Linked DNA regions of Homo sapiens: regions 1 and 3 are each linked to region 2. A link is an interaction called in ENCODE POLR2A ChIA-PET data of the cell type or tissue named here. Cell type or tissue: PC-9. All regions are shown on one strand. Region 1 has its middle 210 kb from the start of LINC01644. Region 2 overlaps TBC1D22A (TBC1 domain family member 22A). Region 3 overlaps TBC1D22A (TBC1 domain family member 22A).

Region 1 (4,000 bases), 340 kb before region 2:
GACCCAGCCACTGGCAGGAGACCCCTGCCTGCTCTTCTAGAATGTCCATTCTCTCTCACAGAGGCCCACAGAGAGGTTGTTCTCCCAGTGGGCAGGGAGGGGGAGTCACAGAGCTCAGGATGTTCCAGAACATGGAGAGACAGTGTAACCGGGGGAGTCTAAGCCTGCAAATTTGTGGTTCTCACCATGTGTTCAGCGGCCGTCTTGAGTTCCTGGGTGCCACTCAGCACCCACTGTGAGTGTGACCCTGCTCGGTGATGGCCCCACGCAGGTTTGCACCTGGTCAGCTGTCACCGAGGGGAGAGGTGCTGAGGGTACGAACAGGCAAAGGAGGAGACTTGGCACCCGTCCCACTCTCGCAGCCCGGGGAAGCCCGCCTGTGTGCAGCAGGGAGAAGATTTGGGTCTCATCCCCTCTGGCACCTGGACCCCGGCAGCAGGGAACAGGGGAGCCCTGGCCTGCTGCTCACCCCACTGACTCACTCGGGGACCAGGTCACAGATGCTGAGGACACCAGGTGGACACGGCTGAGGAGAACTTCACTAACACTGGGTTCAGAGGCCAGCCCCTTGGGCTCAGGGCCTCAAGGCGTCCGGCTTAGCATAATCTGTTACTGCACTGAATCTCAACAACCCATGAGGTGGGTACCCGCTTGAAAATAAGCAGACTGTAGCTCAGAGAGGCTAAATTCCTGCCCAACGTCACACAACGAGTAGGCGACAATGCCCAGGTGTGAACACACCTCTGCTGCGTTGTCAGATTCTCAGGCACTTGTTCCGTCGAGACCCAGGTAGTAAACACTTCACACTCTGTCGTAACTACTTAAACCTGCCATGGTAGAGTGAAGGTAGCATCAACAATATCTAATCAAATGAACGTGGCTGAGTTCCAATAAAGCTTTATTGAAAAAAAACAGACCACGGGCCCACCGGCTGTAGTTACCTGAGCCCTTCTCTACCATCTTATCATACCATGTGCAGTTCTCTGAATGCAGGCGACATACAGTTTCACGAGTGTCTCTGGAGGGGTCCTGGCCCAGTGGGGGAAGCCAGAAAAACCAGCCCGGTCAGAAGGCAGAAGGAGCAGAGGGTGCTGGTGTAGTGGGCTGGCCAGAGAAGGTGTCTCAGAGAAGGTCCTGTGTGAATTGCACTCATGTGGAGGGAGGACATGGCAGACCCGGAAGATAAACTTTAGAGAAAACTTAAAGTTACAACAAGGACTGGCGAGAGCTCCTTCCACTGCACATGGCAGAATTCCAAATAAAACGAGACTAGACAAACAAAAACAACAGAAATGGGATGTGCTGGCTCACATTTCTGGGCACTGAGGGTGTGGTTGGCTTGAGGAATGGCTGAATTCAGCAGTTTGTCAGAAATCTGCCTCCCATCACCACCTCTTGACTTCACTCTTTCTTTTCCAACAGGCCCTCTCCAGGTCACAACGGCATCGGGCACCAGAAGCCCTGGGCCTGCCTCCCCTCCTCAGCTATCTCAGTGAGGAAGTGGACTCTTGGCAATTCCAATTTAGAAAGCCAAGAAAACACTTCCCTCATTCCCAAAGCCCCAAGGCTCCACCAAAACAGCAGTGGAGAGAGGTTTTAAGATACAGGAGAACAGGCTCAAAGGCGCCACAACAAAATGCTGGAAGCTGCAAAGCAGTCACTGCACAGTAGGTGGCTTGGCAGGACTGAGGAAGCCAAACCCCAAATCTGCAGCTTGAAATCTGAGAACTGGCCAGAGGGCTGGTAACTGAGAGGACCGGGCACTCCCGGAACTGGGTGACAGTTGAGACAGAAGCTGTAAAAGCTGGATCCTCTCCTCACCTCTGGGGCTGGGGGACTGCCTCACGTCTGTCCTGGTGGAGACTGGAGGCTTGCTCTCTGAAGCAGGTAAACAGATTCTGGATTGGGCACCCCCGAACATGGATGGCGCGGGTTCTGGGAAAGCAGGAGTGGGTTCTGCATGCAGAAATCCCCCCACACCACTCAGGCGGTAGCCAGCCCTGCTCCCTACAGAAAGGAGGCTGGAAGAACCACCCTGGAGCTGTAACTAGTGCAAGGGGAAAGTCCCAAACTCCTGACAGCTGGGGTCCCCCGAAACTTGGTCTACCTAGATGGCCCTACAATGAGTCAGTGTTGACCAGCCACACCCAAGCTCAGAGCTTCCAATCAGCTTCTTAGACCCCCATTCCTAATGCTCAGCTGAGCTCCAAGGATCAAGAGACATCTGCCTCCAGCACGGAACACAGACAAATTAAACCCTGAGACACACACAGCAAAGCTCAGCGGGAGGAAGCAAAGACTGAAGGAGAAGATAACTTCCAGAAACATCTTTAATATTCTCAGAGAAAGAAGATATTGCATCCAGGAAACAAAACCAAGCGTTCCAAAGAAAATGGAGGAACAGAAATCATTAAAAAGGCACCAACATTCCCCAAGAAGGAAGATGACCCATTGACAAACTGAAAAGGCCTTCAGGTACCAAACACCACAGAAGAAAACAAACTCACACCAGGACACTTCACCGTTTCAGAGCCCAGGACACGAGAAGTCTCTATAGCCTACCACATGGGGCAAAGAAAGGGGGGAAGAAAACAGGTCACATACAAGAACCAGAAAGCAAAACAGATTCAGCCATCTCAGCAACAACCCTGAAATCTAGAACGTGGCGAAGCAAAGCCTTCCAGATTCTCAGGGAAGATAATTCCCAGCTAGGGAAAACTGACAATCAAGTATGAGAGTAAAATAATGAGAGTTTCAGACCTACAGGGTCTCAAAAATTTAACTTCCATACGTCATTCCTCAAGCAGATACTGGTGGGAGACTCTGCCCAAACAAAAGTGTGAAAGGAGAAAGGGGAAGAGATGAGACGCAGGAAGCCGCTGTGGGGTGCGCAGGGCCTAGAGTGAGATGACCCCACAGGAGGGAAGAGGAGGAGCCCCAGGAGGGGGTGAGGGGAGCTCCAAGATTGACAGCTGTGCTCCAGCCATGGACGGCCAAAGGCCAGTCTGGGAGCGTGTGGCCCAAGAGACAGACCTTGGGATATTAGAATATTAATAGATTGTACCACGCTCGCTGCTCCAGGTCACCACACCATCCTTTGAACTAAGAACATGGTGCCCAGGCGACACTGCCCAGCTGTGACCAGGGCTTGTCTTGGCCATAGACAGAAAGAGCCCCAACCTTCCCTCCATCTTCCGCTGGCAGGACCAGCTGAGAGCACATGAGACACTCTGCAGCGGGGTTCTGCCATGACGTAGTCTAGAATCCCAGAAACCAAAGCACAGGGCCACCCTGTGGCATTTATGGATGCCTCAAATGTGGGGAGCCCTGGCTTCGCCAACAGGTCTTGCCCACGGATTTCCCCAAGGGAGACTCCCGTGAACCCTCGGGAAGCTGAAGTCAGACGGTGGCTCAGAGGCCATTGGCTGTGTCTTCTCTGGAACTCTTCATCTGAAGGACGATACTGCCCTTCCTTACACATCACCTCTGTGCTTGTTCCTTGAGCCTTCACTACTGCACAACAGAGCATCCCTGGAGGCTCCAGAAAAGCAAAGGAAGGATGGGACAAGTCAGGCTCCTGCCTCTATAGGAGGAGGGCCCCTACTCTGGGCACTTTAGGGCACTGGATACTATAAAAACACCACAAAAGTCAGTTATTAAGGAACCCCTGGGTGCCCCTCTCACTCCAATCCAGGCCTGGCCCCTGACAAGTTCTAAACACCCCAGAAAGTACATCCCCACCTGACCTTCTGTATGACCTTGAACCCAGAATGCCAAGGCGAGTGGGCTGTGCCAGCATCTGTCTCAGGCAGATGCTGCTTTGGAGATAGAGGGTTTGAGAGGAGAAAACCCTTGGGTGGGAGAAAAGCCGGGCCATTGCCAAGTTCCTCCCGCCAGTATCAGGGTGCAGCAGCTCCCACCCAGCCCATCATTTACGTATCTTTTCCATTTTGCTGTTAGGAAGACCTCTTTCCAAGTCATGCTGAGAGTCTGCGCTCTC
Region 2 (4,000 bases):
AGCAAAGCGCAGAGCATACCTGTGCCGGAATGCAAATCCCTGCGGCCCTCCTCAGGAGACCACAGAAGAACCCTATCTGTCACTGCCCCCCACAAAAAAGCCAAGCATGATGACTGTCAGCTGAAAACATTAATCTCAAGAACAGCTGTACACTTAGAGATTTTGAAACAATTTTCAGTCCCCAAGACTAGTCTCATTCGTTTATTTTTGTGAGTTTGCTTTTTGGTGAGTAGTTTTGTTTTTACTTTGAGTTAAAAACTTTAAAACTGCTGCAGACTAGGTCAGTGTGGCTTACGAAGAGCAGGGTAAATACTGCTCCTTGCCAGCCTGGTAAATACTCAAGAATAACTTTCTGCCCTACTGGGCTGTGTGTCCTCGCAGAGTGAGGCTCCCGTTCACACCTGATTCTTTTGTTCAGGGCTCCATTGCAGAGCCTGAGCGGTTAACTGACAGCCCTTGTCCAGAATCCGACAGAAAGATCCATAATTACCATGAGTCTGTCTCACGCTCCGCTTGTCAGGCTGTCCGCCAAAATTGTTTGGTAATGGAGATCATCAAAGGAGGATGGGAATGCCGGCCCTGGCCCCAGGCCCCAGCGGGCACAGTTCATTAAAGAGATGTGCTATGTACTGTTTGGGGCACTGCCTGTATATTCTGAGTTGCTTCTGGAGGAATCCTGAAAGCTCCCCAGCAGGGAGGCTGTGCGGGGAGCCACGAGGGCATGCAGAACCACGAGGAGCCTGGCCCCAGGACGAGGGCGTGCAGAACTGCGAGGAGCCTGGCCCCAGGAAGAGGGCGTGCAGAACCGCGAGGAGCCTGGCCCCAGGAGGACCCACCACACTGAGGCTCCCAGGCCTCACCCAATCACAGCGCAAAGGCAACAAGTCCCTACAGCCATCACAGGTGAGGGGACAACTCAAGGAAAGAACCATGAGTGTCAAGGTGACCAGCACATGCCCGGCACCCTCTGGCACCTAATAAATTCTCCACTAAGGTGGAACAGTGCTGAGGATGAGGCACTCAGAGCCTGGCATTAACTCAAAAGCTGATGAGGACAGAATAATCCAATGCTGACAGTGATCAAGTGACAGCAAACAGTTGCATAAGCACAGCGCTTCAGAGTTCAGAGGAGGGGCCAGGAGACAGCACAACAGCAAAGGCTACAGAGTCATGGGTTCAGAGTTCAGAGGAGGGGCCAGGAGACAGCGCGACAGCAAAGGCTACAGAGACACGGGGTCAGAGTTCAGAGGAGGGGCCAGGAGACAGCACAACAGCAAAGGCTACAGAGACATGGGTTCAGAGTTCAGAGGAGGGCCCAGGAGACAGCGCGACAGCAAAGGCTACAGAGACACGGGCATCTTTGAGGAAGAGAATGGGATAGAAGGACAGGGAGGAAGTCTAACTGGTTCCAGCCCACAGACGGCCCATAGCACAGCAGCAGAGCCGCCTGGGGAAGTGACCGCTGCAAGACTCCTAGACTCGGAAAGGAGGGGGGCGAGACGGAATCACAGGGAGAAATGTCACCCAAACTTCGAGCTTTGAATCCATTTAATGACTGGTCATTTTCCAAGAACTTTCTGAAGCTTCATGGTTTCTAACTGTATTTTCAAACTGCCCATACGGCCCTTGTGACAGGGGCTGCGGGGGAGTGGGGGTGCATCTGAATTCACTGTGCGAACTCAGTAACCCAGAGGCAACTTCAGGATTATAATTTTTTTGACTCACTTTTTAACAAGAATTCCCATTTTTTCTCATGTACTCCAGGATATCACTTAGAGTCCTGAATGTTCAACCAAAGTTTCTAATTTGCTGAAATACAGGGGCTTCGTCCCAGCCCTCTGAATGTGAGCTACAGGAGAGAAGGTGCTAATGTTGGACTCTACTCTGCTTGGCTGACATCAGAGGTAATATTACTTGTACCTTCTTAAGGCCACTTTCGAAACCTACTGATGCCTTCATTGCTTGGGGAGTCATATCAGTGACCAGCTGTGCCTGACACACAGATGACTCACCCTGAAAACCTGCATGATGAGACACTCAGAGGAAGCCCAGCACACCCAGGCCCCTATTGAACAGAAAATCAAGTTAACTGAAACCACCAAACCTCTAACCATGATATCAAACAGCTTTCTAAAGGAGACTCACCTCCCCTCCCCACCCTCTCCCTTCACCAGGCAAGCTGGCCTTGTGAAAACGCTGTGGCCACCACACGCTGATGGCCCCTGAGCCCAGGGAGGGCCCCTGGACAGGCGAAGGGTGGGCAGACCATATTTCACATGAGCTGCTCCCTCTCCAGCAGCGTAACACCAACACTCGAGGCAACGCTGAGCGGGGGCGGCACGCATTGCCCTGCACTGAACCAGAGAGGAGACAGACTTAGAGCAGACCCTTCCTGGAAGTGGGTGACGTGTCCCCGGGCTAGAGCATGGACGCGCCTCACCCTCAGGACTCCATCACTACTGCCAAGGGACTGCAATGGCAGAGTCCTTGCCGTCTTATGAAGTGAGTCCTAAAAAAGAAGAGTCTTCCCCAAGAGTAGTATAGACGATTTGGGGGATGGTGAGAGACTCCTGCTCTCTCTGGCAAGTGAAAGGAGCTGCAATTTGCTGACAGCCAACTGCACACTGGAGTCTTTAACTTTCCTAACAACCCTCCAAGATACTCACTACTCCCACTGGCCCGAGTTTACGGCACTGAGAAAGGGTGCGTGCCCACGCGTACCACACACCCCAGAGCACGAAGGCTGAGAATGTAACCGAGGTTTCCAGGACTCCAAAGCCCAGTGCCTTCTGCTACGCACTTGAGTGTCTCCACTTTTGATAAACACATAACTCTCATGTCCTTTTTCCCTGGTACTTAAAATTTCAAGGTAAAGTAGATTCCTTAGTTATCTGCAAAGAGAAAATTTAATTTTGATCATGAAAACTACAAATCCTTACTTGGATCATGAGAAATAAAAAGTCTGCAAACTCACCCATTCACTGGGTCAAAAAGCCTTGCCTGTGCCATTTTGTTTTTCCTTTCGAGAAGATAAAGATGGCAAGAAAAGCAAATAGAAAAAAGAAAATATTAAAAGGCACATATCAAATATAAACTCCCACACCCCACAAAGTGGGAGTCCAGCTTTCTCAAGTGTGAAAAGGCTAAACGCTGGAGACCACCTGGCCACACAGCCTCAACTCAGCCTGGCTCATCCCCACACCCCTGTCCCCACCTCTGCTTCCTCTCACACTAAAGCTGTGTTTCCCAAGACCAGAACCAAGCCACGTGTGGCTACTTAATTTGAAATAAATGAAAATGAAACAGAACTGAACCTTCAGTGGTGCTGGTCACATTTCCCGTGCTCAGGGGCCACGTGGCTGCAGTCAACACCCGCCCCGGGCAGTGCAGAGAGAGAACACACGCATCTGAGTGCAGAGGCTGCCGGCCAGTGCCACCCTGGCACAGGGGGCCAACCCCCCCCCAGTGGTCTCTCCCTGTCTCTGTCCTCAGAATTAAATAGCATCCCTGTGTGGAAGAGGCCAGAGAGGGCAGAGACTCAGGAGAGGAAGAAGAACTTCCTCTCACCCCATCAGAGACTGCCTCGTTTCCCTCCCACTGGGTTGGCCAAGAGAAAGCCCTGTCCAAGAGCAGAACTTTCACACACCTCAATTCATCTCCATGGCTTCGACTAATTCCAAGCCATGCTGAAAATCCTGGACCTGGAGAAACCTCTCCTTCTACTGAGGATCGGAAGACACTGCTTACCTAATGGGAAGGCCCACCTGAGGCCCAGGACCTGCACCTCACCTTGACTGTCCTCTGCCCTCTGCTCAGAGCACACGCTGTGGTTGTGATCATGATTAACTTTTGTTTATTTGGAGAAAGTGGTCCTGAGAAGAATGCCACCTGCTAGAACTGCTGATGGATCCTAACAGCTCAAAGATAGGAATGGAAGGCAGATGGGTGCTAGGCAGAAAATGTAAAATTTCCAGAGGGAGGAAATGCAAGTAGCAGAAGA
Region 3 (4,000 bases), 50 kb before region 2:
TTAGAGTCACGTAGGCCCAGGGCGCCAGGCTCTTAAATGAACGGGAGTCTAGATGCTTCCAGCCACCACCTGAGATTCCAGACATCATGGTGCGCAAATCAGCCGTCCACACCATGCCCTGACAGAGATCCTGACCCACAGAGCCCGAGAGCACAAAGGCATGGCTGCCTCCAGTCAGAGGGTTTGGGAGTCATTTGTTATGCTACAGCAGTCCCTGGAAAGCTGTCCGCTTGCAAAAATCAACTGTATTTGTATATACCCCTAGCATATCAATCCAAAATTGATTTACTACAAATCAGTAGCAAAAAATACCAACAAAGCTATGCCATTTGAAGGAACGTCAGAAAAAAACAAAATATTCAGAAACAAATTTGACAAAGTATGAGCAAAACCCTATACCAAAAACTGCAAAATGTTTGTGAGGATAAATTAAAGAATATCTAAATAAATTAAGAAATACACTACGCTCACGGGTAAGAAGACTCAATATTGCTAATATTGTCAGTATGAGGGAAACTGACATACAATTCCACATATTCTCATTCAAAATCTCAACAGGCTTTTTTTTTTTTTGTAGGAAGTGGCAAAAGCAAACTTTATATAAAAATGCAAAGGACCAAAAATACTTAATTTTTTAAAAGAACAAAGAGGACTGGCCTTACCCAACCCATGAAAATCTGCAGTAATGAAGACAGTGTGAACTGGATTAAGATCCATTTGTACGTCAATGGGACAAAACAGTGTGTCCCGAAACAGACACACACCTATACAATCATCTAATTTTCAGCAAAAGTGAAATAGGACAAAACTGTTTTCAACAAATGGCATTATGTTCACCAGGATATCTGTAGAGGAAAAAATGAAGCCTGACATCTTCCTTACACCATATACAGAAATTAAGTCAAGCTAGGTTGTAGACCTAAAACCAAAAAACTAAAATTATCAATCATAACATGGGTATATGTTGGCATTGTGGAGGTAGGCAGGACACAGAAAACTATTACCACAAAAGAAAAAAAATGATAAATTCGATTTTATCAAAGTTGAAACTGTTGGCTCATAGAAGACATTGTTAATGAAATGAAGTGACAAGCCACAGAAGCAAACATTCTCAAAATATCTGTCTTGACAAAGGATTGCTATCAGAATCGGAATAAATGAAGACCCTGTGGGGAACGCAGTGTTGGAGAAATCGCATTCTGACGTGGAACAGCCAGAACTTAACAGGCCACTAGAAGAAGATGTGGACATGAGTGTTCACAGAAATGTTATTCACAACAGCCCAAGACCAGAAACAGCCTCGGCTGCCACCAACAGGAGGATGGATAAACTGTGATAGATTCACACGGTGGAGTATTACTTAGTAATTAAAAGGAATCAACTATTCATTCAGGCAACGACACGGATTCTTAGGGTTTTCAAAGCTACTGTAAATTGAATTTTTTAATTTTCATTTTTAAATTGCTTGCTGCTCAATGATTCATTCTTAATGAACCTTCTGTCAGAGCCCAGTGACTAACACATTCTTTTCTGTTTAATAAACCTTTCTAAAATCTTGGCAGGAGTCCTCAATTTTATTGACTGGGGCTCTGAAATCATGTATCTGAGATTCTTCCCCACAGGGGCACAGTTGAGCCGGCATCTGGGGCAGGTGTGGATTTGACACATCTAAACGGACTCGGCGCTCCAGGCATTCATTCCCCCACCCCAGGCCTCCACCAAGCGCTCCACTGCCCCGTCCAGGTGAAGACTCTGCTTCTTGACGTATACAACAAATGCCAAATCAGAGCTCAGCTGGAGTGCGCTTTCTCTCTGCCAACTTCCTGGGCATCAGACCAGTCCTTCCTTTGTTATTCTCTTTCAGATAACAACATCCCCGGGGCTTAGTCCATTCTAAGTTCCAGCTGCCTGAGCTCATGGCAGAGGCTCCTGAACTCATGGCGGAGGCTCCCCCCTCAACTGCCTTTGGCTGGCCCCCTCTGGGAGCAAGCACTGTAAGAAGCCACACATCTCCCCAGCTTAGTGTGCAGGACAGGGCTTCCCCCAACTACCCTGTCGCCTCCCTGGTATTAACATCAATGGTCAACTCACGCCAGCCCCACCTGAAGGGCAATACCTGCTCACAGGCAGAGTCCACTCCACCCCGAGTCATGGGCCTGGCCGTTTCCTGACCTTTCTCTAAAGGAGTCATGACGCCACTGCGTTTCTGGCCTTTTCTCTGACAAGTTCTGAGATAATTTAGTCACTTTCCCCAATATTCCTATTACCTCCATGCCACCAAACAGTTCTTGGAATTCAATAATTCTTCCCCAAGGAAAGGAAATGTAAATGACTAATTATAAAAGGCAATGGTTCTTTTCTACTCAAAGAAATTGTCCTGTTCAGTAGTGAACCTAAGAGTAGCAGTATGACTTCAGGGTAGGCAAATATGGAAGCTGTAATTCAAGAAGTAATAGCGAACCGACAACCTTGGCATGAGTGCTGTTAGTGAAATGAAAAGACTGGCAAAAGTGCAAGAATAATCCCCTAAAAGCCTGAGAGGGCCTCATCCAGCCTGGAACTTCTCTTTTTTTTTTTTTTTTTTTTTTTTTTTTTTTTTTTTTTTTGAGATGGAGTCTGGTTCTGTCGCCCCGGCTGGAGGGCAGTGGCTCGATCTCGGCTCACTGCAACCTCTGTCTCCCAGGTTCAAGCAATTCTCCTGCCTCAGCCTCCCAAGTAGATGGGATTACAGGCGCGCGCCACCATGCCCGGCTAATTTTTGTATTTTTAATAGAGACAGGGTTTTACCATGTTGGCCAGGCTGGTCTTGAACTCCTGACCTCAGGTGATCCACCCACTTCGGCCTCCCAAAGTGCTGGGATTACAGGCATGAGCCACCGTGCCCAGCCCAGCCTGGAACTTCTCACTGGATACCAAGTTTAAACCCCCAGAGAGAGGGAGGGGCTGAAATAGCACTAGGTCAGCAGCTTCCACTGCCCAGAAAGCACACACTCAAAGCCAGTTATCTTCAGGCCCCGAAGCCAACATGCTGTGTTAAAGCAATCCTTCTTAAAGAAGTGTTCCCTCAGCTGGAATCGGCCCAGGTGTGTTTCTGTGATCTACACTAAAAATCATCCCCGAAACATAGCTACTAATACCAAATAGCATTAAAAGGACACATCCATGAAACCACTGAAAGAAACAGCCCACCAAATTATTTTTTTTTTAATTAAGTATCTGGCTGGAACCTTCATAGTGCACTTGGTAGAAAAAAAATAAAATATAAAAAAAAAAAAAACCTGGTCTTCTCATTCTGGCACCAGCTACTCTGCCAGCTGGTTGGGGGAGCCACAAAGGACCCTCCCTCCAACCTCACATCCCAGGTTACTCCAGAAAGCCAGAACCCCGGAAACCCACACACGGTCAACCTGTGCACACCCACCCAACTCACATCACCCAGAGAACAAGACACACACAGAGTGAAACTCAGGCAAATGGGCAGAAAGCCCAATCAGGAAAGAAAGTGAAAAATAAAGACAAGAAAGAAATTATTTCTCCAAATTAAACTTATCTGAATTTTTAAAAGTACTTACAATCAAAGCTACCACACAACTCAGGAAGAAAACACAGAAATTCTGTCCTCAACATTGAGGATTAGTCCCCATGACGCTTAAATGGGAGGCTCAAGGTCATCACTCCTGCACTTAGTGGTGTCCCACCTTGAGGGAAACCCACCCCTGCCCCACCTCACAGCTGTCTGCCCACAAGCCAGCCTGGGCACCCTCCTGCACTGTGGAAACCTCTGACCAGATGGTCTGCCGTGCCAGATCCAAGCCACCCATTGCACCACAAAATACAGGACTTGTCTCACAACCTCATTCACTCTCAAGATGAACCCATCCAACTGGAGTCACTAACACGGTCACGCAGGTGGAAAATGTTGAGCCCAGACCCGATGACTACAAGTGCAGCATTCCTACATAATGCTTCTTACTGCGGTGCCACAAAGGTTCTTCCCAGG

What was found. ChIA-PET counts read pairs that join two places held together with the same protein. Peaks named below come from ENCODE experiments on the same cell type or tissue, not always from the same donor. Only the 100,000 strongest peaks of a DNase experiment are listed, where the experiment ranks them.
Region 1: POLR2A ChIA-PET joins it to region 2 with 6 read pairs; 1 of 35 experiments calls an interaction of 5 or more read pairs at or near these places.
Region 3: POLR2A ChIA-PET joins it to region 2 with 6 read pairs; 2 of 35 experiments call an interaction of 5 or more read pairs at or near these places.

Annotation. Positions count from the first base shown.
Region 1 is chr22:47,273,579-47,277,578 of GRCh38, reverse strand. No RefSeq gene overlaps it. Among named protein-coding and RNA genes, the nearest start is that of LINC01644, 210 kb to the left of the region's middle. In PC-9, CTCF peaks have their summits at 1,473 and 1,674; a DNase peak (open chromatin) is centred at 1,718; H3K27me3 peaks cover 2,896 bases.
Region 2 is chr22:46,933,090-46,937,089 of GRCh38, reverse strand. All of the region lies in intron 8 of TBC1D22A (TBC1 domain family member 22A), which reads right to left. Among named protein-coding and RNA genes, the nearest start is that of TBC1D22A-AS1, 19 kb to the right of the region's middle. RefSeq lists enhancers at 670-1,235, 1,602-2,801, 3,335-3,504, 3,515-3,564. In PC-9, no CTCF peak of the experiment used is centred here; a DNase peak (open chromatin) is centred at 1,999; H3K27ac peaks cover 424 bases.
Region 3 is chr22:46,982,973-46,986,972 of GRCh38, reverse strand. All of the region lies in intron 9 of TBC1D22A (TBC1 domain family member 22A), which reads right to left. Among named protein-coding and RNA genes, the nearest start is that of TBC1D22A-AS1, 69 kb to the right of the region's middle. RefSeq lists an enhancer at 3,494-3,994. In PC-9, no CTCF peak of the experiment used is centred here; a DNase peak (open chromatin) is centred at 1,562; H3K27ac peaks cover 838 bases.